2 separate regions of the Mus musculus genome follow, and region 2 is linked to region 1. Evidence: chromatin loops called from intact Hi-C (ENCODE). Cell type or tissue: left cerebral cortex. All regions are shown on one strand.

The links. Peaks named below come from ENCODE experiments on the same cell type or tissue, not always from the same donor. Only the 100,000 strongest peaks of a DNase experiment are listed, where the experiment ranks them.
Region 2: a loop joins it to region 1, with 2.9 times the contacts of the local background. A loop is called at or near these places in 3 of 42 quality-filtered maps.

Annotation. Positions count from the first base shown.
Region 1 is chr12:106,308,562-106,313,561 of GRCm38, forward strand. No RefSeq gene overlaps it. Among named protein-coding and RNA genes, the nearest start is that of Gm24986, 90 kb to the left of the region's middle. In left cerebral cortex, a CTCF peak has its summit at 2,296; DNase peaks (open chromatin) are centred at 574, 2,279, 2,633 and 3,401; H3K4me3 peaks cover 728 bases; H3K27ac peaks cover 454 bases.
Region 2 is chr12:106,376,692-106,381,691 of GRCm38, forward strand. No RefSeq gene overlaps it. Among named protein-coding and RNA genes, the nearest start is that of Gm32830, 29 kb to the right of the region's middle. In left cerebral cortex, a CTCF peak has its summit at 2,847; DNase peaks (open chromatin) are centred at 1,302, 2,217, 2,606 and 2,779; H3K27ac peaks cover 956 bases.

The DNA.
Region 1 (5,000 bases):
TGGCTTAAAACAATAGAAATAACATCCAAGCAAACCTACCTGGGATGTGTGTGGAGGTTCACACTAAACTGTCCGGGGTTCTGTTCGCTGCTCCTAACTGTGGGGGCAAGCTAGCCATGGTCGCTTCCTTCAGTGGCAAGGGGATGGATGCGTCTCTTGCACATTGCTTCCTAGTCTGAGAGGAATGATTTAACCCACTGAGACGACCACGAAGGTAGACATTTAGGACGTGGTATCTCTCTGGCTTTTTGCTCATTGGAAGCCAAGGTTTATTTTTTTTTCCAAGTCCTTTGTGAAAATGTCATAGTGAAGTGAACCTGTTACATAGAACAAAGCGTCTGTCTGTTTTCCTTTTGTTCTTATTTGTTTTTTGTTGTTGCTGTTTTGGTTTTCATCGTCGTTGTTGTTATTGGTGCCGTTCTTCCGTTTACGGAAACCTCCAGCTTCTCTGCCGGGTGTGCTCGGTTATCCTGCCTCTCACAAGGTGCCGGTAAACATGGTGGAAAATTTCCGGAGCTTCCTCCCCAGCAACAGGGTAATGTCAGGCCAAGTTTTCTGAGGCGCTGCAGCTTGGCTGCCAGAGAATGGAGAAACTTTGATGGGAGAAGCTGTGATCTCGCACAGCTTCCAACAGTCACAGAGGCACGACCTCCGCTTGGACCTGCACATCTGACTGTAACACCCGCCTTTCAACTGCTGCGTCCAAGGGGCCTCCCACAAAGCCCCGCACAGTTATTATTGACCGGCATGGGGAAGGGAACGTCTCAAAACATGCCATTTAATCAAAGGCTCAGAAAAGCAAGTTTTAAGTCCCCCCGGGGGTGGAGGGAGGTGGAGGTGGAACTACAACAGAACGGGAGCACCAGTCCAAGGTTGATAACGTGAAGAACTGGGGGAACTCCACACACCTGTGTGGGATGCTGCAAGGGCCTCAGTACCCCGATTCTGCGGGTTCTCAGCCGGAGCGAGGTTTGGTGTCTCTACTCTTTTTTTTTTTTAATCACATTTGATCATCTATAGCATTGGGCTGAGAATAAGACAGAGAATATTGAGCCTCCACTGTTACAAAAGGCAGCATCAGTACCCAAGAATCTGGTCAAGGCCTGATCGGATCACTATTTAATCTGTCACAAAGATGCTGAGTGCTGGCCTGTCTGATCTGTCTCACAGTAACTGAAGGAACCCAGGGAGTCAGGACAGACATTTATTCCTGGTTATATATGGAACAAAGTCCCAGGATGTCCGCTTGTGGCCATGCCACACAATCTCCTGACAGTAACCAAGGTGAAAAGGTTCTGCCCGGCCAGCTCTGCGGTGCCTCTGCATGCTGGCGTCAGTTGGAAGCGTTTATTTATAAACCTTTTGCTTCCTCGGTCAGCTGGGCGATTTCATCGCACACCCTTGGTTGGTAAAGAAAGTTAATGTTTCGGGTCCCTGTTTGGCTGGAACAAAATTGTAATTAAAAAAATTAATTTCTTATGGTTTCAAAGCTGTTTGTAAACCATAACGGAGTTTTTATATGACTCCAGGAATCTGGTTCATGCCCATTCTCAACAGAATACGGAAGGGCAGGAGGGTCCTGGGAATTACAGGAAAACCCAACAGAGGACATAGCAAAACTGCTCCCCGCTGCTGCCCAGGACAAGGAGGGCAGCCGCCTGCAGCACAAGCAGCCACCTGTTGCTGGACAGACTCCTGCCTTGCCTTAAAAACCAAAGGAAAACAAAATAAACCCTCAAGAAAACCCAGAGTCCTAGGGGTAGCGTAGGGAGCAGCAGAAAGGCAAGGGCTGGGTGCAGCCATCTTTAGGTCTTCCAGAAGGGTGGGGCTCCAAGAGGAAATGGTGATGTGGGTTTCCCTTTAAAGACCGCTTTGCATGCTTTCAAAAATTTTTTTCTTCTTATTTTTGTTATGTATTATTATTATTACGTTTTTATTTTTAAATTTTTACTCGGTGGCTGTGAAGAACTTTACAACAAAAGCACAGCAGGACTTTAAATGGCTTAGGAAGCCAGACTCTGGGTTAGTCGGTGGTTGGTCTGTCTGCAATTGCCCACTTTCCCAGCAGCGGCAGCGCTGTAGTGCAGTGCTGGCTGCTGGCCCTCTCCTTGGGGAATCATTTCATTTGGGAGGCTCTGCCAGGCTGACCCGGGAACCCTTGACCTTCAGGGAGACCTGTGGTCCCTGGGAGGTGGTGTTGGGGTGATTCTCACCCTCAACTCGGATTCGTCAATGCTATCTCTCATCACAGGGCCTCACGGGCTGGGGGTGCACACCCCGAGTTTCCTAGCCACCAGGTTCAGCGCCACCCTTGGACAAGTCCCGAATTCCGCAGAGCGCTTGCACTTTCCCAAATGCTATTTCTCCAAAGAGCAACCCGATTTAAACAGATTTCACTTTGCTCATAGCAGACCCCCCTCCGCAGACTCGGTGGCTGGGGGACAGAGGTAATCACAGGCCACCAGCCTGGCGGGACTCGCGATGTCCCAAGGCTCCGGAGCGAGCGCCCTGTGGTGTTTTTTCTTTTGGGCGCGGAACTGTTTTCAGCTTCCTTTTTGTTTCTTCGCTTTCGTCGCATTTCCTTTCTGAATCTGCCCTTCTGCCTAGTGCGGCCCTAATCTCCCTGATCGCAGAGCTTGGGCGCGGGGGCGCAAGCGACCCCCGCAGCAGGGGAGGGCTCTCAGATCACAATCTGTGAGACACCTGCCTGCGCTCTGCTCAACTTCCTGCCTTCCTGCCCATGTTACTGGGGTGGGTTCCATTTCAGAGAAAATCGACTTTTGAGTCTCTCTGGTGCCTTCAGGGCCCGGTGTGGGTGGGGGAGAGGGCAAGGCGAACACCACATGGAATGAAGTGAGTGTCTTGGGTTCCCTGTATCCTCCACCATATGTAAATCTCTCCTTCTAGGTGCCTGTGGTTCTGCCTCTATGTCTCTGTCTCTATTTCTCTGTGTCTCTGTCTCTCTCTCAATTCTAACTTCTGTTTTCCTACAGAACTACTAAGACAAGGACATAAGCCCAGAAACTGCCATTCAGAGCCCATGGACGGAAATGTGGCTTTCTGAATTTTCTCTTTTGAGGCAGGGCCTGTTGTTAGGCCATGCTACAGAGGAAATGGAGGCATAGAGTTGTGACGAAGCTTGGCTCCGATGGGGTAGCTGGGATCCCAGTTCAGAGCAGCACCGGGATGCTCTTGTGCACAGCTGAGAAGCCCCCAGCTGATGACCCCTGACAGCAGGCACCCTTGTCTCTCTTAAGGGAGACTATTCCTGTACTGTTGCACACACCCCCTTTTTTCCTTATTAGTTTACTTTAATTTTGAGTTTGGCAGGAAAGCCTATGGCGGCCATCAAGGGGAAGCGCTCTGATTAGAACTGAAGCCTTCCAAGCGCATGTTTGCTACTTTAAAACTCTTTCTCAGGCAATGAATATGGATGGTGGTTGTTTCCTATGAATATGGAGGAGCGGGTGGGGGTGTGTGTGGCGGATGGATCACTATTTAACATTAACTGCTGGTAACCTTTCCTCTTCTCTGGCTTCTGTGCAGTATTATCCCGGGAAGGGTCAGCACCCGTTGCCTTTTTGCAAAATACAATTAGTCACTTTTTGCCACATGTGCTTGCCCCTGGACCTTATTTGCCATCCCATATAATTATTAGAAAAATCTTCTAATTTTATTTGAAATTCTAAGTTGACACGTAGGTCAAAGTTCGTGACACAGCATTGTGTTTAATTTCTCTTTCGTTCGCCTCCCTTGGACTCCTGAAGAATGACTCTCAAAGGAAGCTTCCAGCCCCGCTCTGGGTCTTATTACCGCTGTAACAGTGGGAGCCATTCGAAGCAGCTCTGAGTGCCTGCTCCAGAGATGATGGTGTCACCGGCAGCCAGCTCTTCAGAGATCCCTGTCCAGATGGCCTGGATGGACGCATCCCACACAAATGGCAGACTGGCTTTCAGTAACTAGTACTTTCTGTTTCCTTCTGCGATGCTTTCTGCTCTTCACCTGAATAGCAAGCAGCCATATATTTTTTAAGGTACTTCTTAAGCCTTCCTCTCTGCACCCTTCCCTGCTCACGCAGGAGTTGGGTCATTTCCCCTCATGTTTTCCCTCCTGTTCTTGCTTTAAGTGTGGCCCTGGCCACAACCACATTTTGATGTTCCCCGTTCTTGTGGCATCTGTAGTCACACTGCCTGGGCTCCTATTCTGACCCTCGTCACTCAACAACAGTAGCCTCGTTTGTCTAGCAGAGGTGGCAGTGTGGTTTTACCCTCTGGAGCCTTTGGATTAGATGAGATACTCCTTAGTGCCCGCTAAGGCAGTGTTCCACAGGGTCACAACATGGCTGCTTCTCTTCAGACCCACGAGCTGCCTAAGAGCAGGGGAGGGCTCCTTACTGACCCTGTCTTCCCTCACTCCCGCCTTCTTGCCTTCTCACTCTCTTTTTCCCTGTATTTCTCTCCCCGTTCTCAAACTCTGTCTAGCCTATTGCCTCTCCCCCCCAATCCCCGAGGGATGCATTTCCTCCCTCTCCTTGACCCACAGTGGGCACTGTTCCTAACACTCATAATTGGTTCGTGTTCTGGGAACCCTGACAAGAGTCTGGTACTGGAGACATCGAGGGTCAGAGGTCATGAAGCATCAGTCACCCTGAGTTTTCTCAGAACTGACCTCATGGAAGATAATTGCTAGGCTCTACCATGGGTTCAAAGAGGCAAAAGAACTTCCGTACACTCACTCAGCAATTGGGGGTGATAAACAGATGTGTCAGCTCCTTCATATAAGGCCATTCAGCCAAGAGCAACTCTGCTGCAGGAATTGAAACCTGCCCCCCCCCCCCTTTCTGATTCATCTGACAGCATCTTTTTTGGTATATCTTGTTCCAGTACAGAGTTACCATGTCCAGGACCTTAAGCTCCAGAGCCATGCCTGCAGAAGCCTAGCCATTTGAAAATAATTTTCTCAAAGAGATGGTTAAAGACATGTTAACCTCTGGGTCTATT
Region 2 (5,000 bases), 68 kb after region 1:
CGAAAATGTTTAAAATGCCCATTGTATTTTCAAAGCTCTGGAAGAGTCATTTTCTAGATTAGCACCCTCTCTTCCCCAACCCTGTGCTAAGCCTGCCTCTTTTTTTTTTCCTTTTCCTGATTTCCATATTTCACAATAATTATTAAGTGGTCTTATCTCTCAGGCTAGCTTTGCCAATTCAGGCAGTCACTGGCGATAGTGACTGCGTGTCTTATGAATTAGTACATTTAGAAATCTCGTGCTAAGACATGTTACCCAGCTCCTCAAGTTAGCAGATGGCCTCAAGAAAGGCTCGTTTTAATTTTTCAACTACGTAAGTATAATTGCCCCTGCTAACGTACACACGTAACAGTGAAGTATGCACGTGGGCTGAGGGATGCTCTCTGAAGCCTCCCGCGTACCTGTCAGATGCGCTCCTTCTTTGTACAAATAGCCTGGCTCGGACATTACAGATCTGTGGATTAAAAGCAGACAGAAATGGCAAAGTCAAAAAATAAAAATGAGAAGCCACTGTAGGAAAAAAAAAAAACCTTGGTCAGAATGGGAAAGTTTGTGAAAGCCATTTAATAGGCCCTGGATATCAAAACATTTTAACTTTTGCAAAGTTTCAGCATTAAACAATTAGGAAGAAACACAATTAGACAGTGCATTGTGGAGGCTGGTCACTTTTTGTATGTCATGTGGCTTTAAAAACAAGTCAGATAAATGATGATGCCATTAAAACTGAACTAATTAAAGAAAGCTTCTTTTAAGAACTCATTAACTGCAACCTCATTTGCATAATGATGCATATTAATTAAGTTTTAATGAATCTGAATTTGCACCAAGCCTATTCATGTTGGCTTTGAAACAAATTGAACAAATTAGTTAAAAGCTTTTTGGAATCTACTTTTCACACCAAACAGCGTATGAATGCAATCATCTGCACAAAAAAAGAAATATTTTTTCTTTAATTTAATTCAGAGGTATGCAGGGCCCATCTATTAATTATTTTTAAATGCAATACATTTCACCTTTTCTTTGGGAAAAAAATCAACAAAATTATTTATTCTTGAATGAGAAATATTATAAATGTGGGTTGTGGGGGAGAAATGATTACGACCAATTTATTGGCAGTGAGTCAGAGATATTTGACTTTAGGGTACATTTAGTTTATTTAATAGTGGGAGTAAGAATCAGGGAGGTGATAGCAGGGCCTTCAGAGCGCTTTAGGGAGCAGACTGACAGTAGCTTCCTTCCCCGGGTGGTGGTGGCGGCTGTGTGGAGATCCTGGTATCACACTACTCCATTGCAAACCTCCTCAGTAGCACAGGAAAAAAATTAAACATTTACAGAACACATGTTCTTTTCCTCTGGATTTGTGCAAATCCTATTTTTTTTTATATACACAAGAAGTGGAATTCAATTTTAACAAGTTTGCATTGGGCTCATAAGAAAAACAAGAATTACCTCGGAGACTCTATTGATTTGCTCATGTTGCACTGTGTCTTCATCAAGAATGGAGAGATTTATGTAATTACGGCTCCATCTTTTGTTGTCTGGAAGCACTTTTTTTTTTTTTTTTTTTTTTTTTTGTAAGTCAGCATATACAAAGGATGGAAGCGCTTTTATTGTCGAGATTACAAGATCATCGCTCCCCCCTTGTTAAACCGTTTCTCCAATAGGTGCTTTGAAGAAGTCCGCAATTAAGATGGTGTCTTATATTGGAAATGCGCATTTTTAAAACAAAGTATTTACAGGTATTCTTCGGCAGTGTTTTTGTGTGTGTATTTTTTTTTAAACCCATTTATCCCTTCCCCCTTCTCCCTTCAATGCCTCCCATCCCTGCTCTGTCTCCAGACAAGCAGTGCTAACTACTGGCAGCGGCAGGGGTGCCCAAGGAAACCCCCTTTAGCCAAGTGCGGAGGATGCTTTTTGAAGACATTGCTTGACAAACCAGCAACCTTCTGGATTATTCTTCCTTACTGACTTTTCTCTCCTTTGGGATTCACTTGAGCCTGGGTCGCGGTCACTTTGCATTCTTTAGGGAGGTGTGTGTGTGTGTCTGTGTGTGTGTGTGTGTGTGTGTGTGTGTGTGTGTGTGTGTGAACTCAAAACCCATTCTTAACTGCCTTGCTTTTCTCCACCCTGACCAGGGAAGCCAGCATCCAGCCCAAACTGCCTGCCTGCTCAGGCTTTTCAGCAGGCACCGCTTTTTCTCCGTTTGTGAAGCAAAGTCCAGCGGCTTTGTAAAAGACTGCTCGCTCTCCCCGGGAACGGCGGGGAACTCTTTCTTACTTAACAAACACTTATTTCAAGAGAACACCCGCCTTATCAAAACACCGTGAAAGCAGTATTTAAAAAAAAATAAACAAACAAAACAAACAGCCACTCAGATCATTTTGGGGAAGATTCTAAAGTGAATCTGTTTGTCTTTTCCTCTCACCCTCACTATTGTCTATCGCAGGACACCCAGGGACTCCCAGGATGGGTGGGACAGTCACTGGGGGAATCTGTAGCGGGGTCCTTAGCTGGGAACCACGTTTGCCATAGTTACTTCTAACGAAAAGGAGCGCGCTTGGATTTCCTCGCATGCCCTTGCCTTGAGTCCTGCCTTCAGAAGGCTGAGGTTGCAGAGCCTTTTAAATACCGTCTGAAGTTCTCTGAGGGGCAGGCTGCTTCTAGATCATGCCCAGGGACTGGGAACGTCTTTTATCGAGCTTTGGGGCTCTTTAATGCCAGGGAACAAGGGCATCATAGCGGGACCTATGATTCAACTAATAACGCTGAAGGTAGTGGAGTCTCCCAGCCAGCCCGTGTGGGGCAGGTGGGAAGAGAGAGAGCGAGGGGACATCTACACTGCCCCCTAGCTGGAGGCCTAGGAACACAGTAGACAGGGCTGGGGAACATCCAAGTTTACGGTCCTGACCCTTCAAATGACTCCCATTTTTTTTTTTATTATCATTATTTTCAAAAGATGCAAATATGAACCAAATAAGGCAGGGAAACAGGTTTTCTATACTCCTTACCACTGACGCCTCGTCAAACCCATTTCCTTCCAAAAGCCTTTAGTAAGGTAGTGTTTTTCACAAAAAAAAAAAAAAAGTGCAAATTTTGCGTGGCGAATTGGCTTCTTTGGGGGAAAATTTTGACAGAAAGCGCCTTCCTTGGGGAAGGTCAGGAGTCACTGGTATTAAACCAGACAAGCTGGTAGAGGAGTGTTAATGGCCACAGCAAGCAGATGTTCTGTAATTAGGGGAGCTGTGACTGACAAGACTGGAGAGGTACCGTACACGGGCGGGCGGCACAAAGCAGCTGCCGCCGCCGCTTCCCCTGTCACGGGTGTACACAAGTCAGACCAGCCCCCGTGAGGCTGCCGGAGCAGTGACAATTAGAAAAAAATTGTATTTGATTAAAATAAGTAATACATCATGCAATGGATGCTCTGCTTCCCATCCCAAAGAGAGAGGCCCAGGTTGGACTCTGGCAAAAGTGAACCCTGGTTCGGTTCACCCTGGAAACGACTATGTCGTGCTGAGGTTGGTGTTTGTCTGGCCCTGAGAATGAGACTCTGCAAGGAGAAAGGATGCAATCTTTTCCTTGCATCCTTAAGTTTCTGCATTTAAGCAGGCTACAAGGGCTGGCCGTTTGTTTTTATAAATGCATAAATGTGTGTGTGTGTGTGTGTGTGTGTGAGTGTGCTCACGCTTGCTTAGAGGTGAGTGTGGAGTTCAGAGGTCAACCTCGAGTGTTATTGCTTAGGAACCATTTCTTGTTTTGAAACAGGGTCTCTTACCAGAAGCTGGGGCTCCCTGATTCAGTCACACTGGTTGGCCAGAGAGCCCCAAGAATTCTCTTGTCTCTGTTTCCCCAGGGTGTCCAATGTTTCACGTAGGTTCTTAGAATAAATTCAGGTCCTGTTGCTAACCAAACTGTCTTCACATCTCCCAAGACCGGTCTCTCTTATCTCCAGAATATTAACCCCTTTGATTCACACTTAAGTTCTTCTGGACTATCCCAAGCCCCTCCTGGTTTTCTTGCATCTGGATGTCTTTTTTCGTTCATTCCTGGTACATACTTTGATCAGGATATGTGGAGTTGTTCTCCAGATAATTCCAGAATCTGAATAGAATGTTTATTGCCTGATTTGTACTTTCTGGGCTCTGACCCCAGCACAGTGCCAGAGATATAGGGAGCCTTGGGTCTCTCTCTCTCTCTCTCTCTCTCTCTCTCTCTCTCTCTCTCTCTCTCCCTCCCTCTCTCTCTCTCTCTTTCTCTCTCTCTCTCTGTGTGTGTGTGTGTGTGTGTGTGTAGTGTGCAAGCATACTGGCTGCTCAGTGCAATACGCATCACAAGCATCTATTGCAAAATCACACACACACACACACACACACACACACACACACACACACACACACACACTTGCAGAAAGCCTATTTTGGTGGCCAAGAAGTTTTGCCTTTTGTTTTCTAGGGGATCTCTGGACACTTTGTAGGGCATCCTAAAGTGGGGTAAGAGAGTTGATGCCTAGCAGTAGGCAGCTTGGCCTGGTGGACTTGAGGCCACAACTGGGACTTGGAGTCCAGTTCAGGCCTCTTGAAGTCTGACTTCCTTACTAAGGGATGGGCATGGTATCATTAGGATCTTGGGAGTGCTATGAGGTCGAGAAGGGATCGTGGAGCTTGGCCACATTATTCTTCTGGCTGTGTTGGCTCTATTTTGTCAAATGAGATCAGTGCCTTTACCACCCGTGAGGCATTAGGCAGGGGTTATTAAGTTGCTAGGTGACCCAGGCACTGCTTATGTTGTATTTGTGATTGAGAGGAAGTTGAGTCTTCTGTGATCCTGCCTCACACTCTTTGTAGATAGATCTCACAAGTCCTGGTGAGCCCAGAGATGTCCAGCAAGTCACTGGGCCATCTAGCCGGGCTGATGAGTCCTAGGCTACCTGATGCCACATCATGCTCTCCTGGGATAGGATGCTTGGGGGGCGGGGGGAATCCCTGAGCACAGGCCTTCTT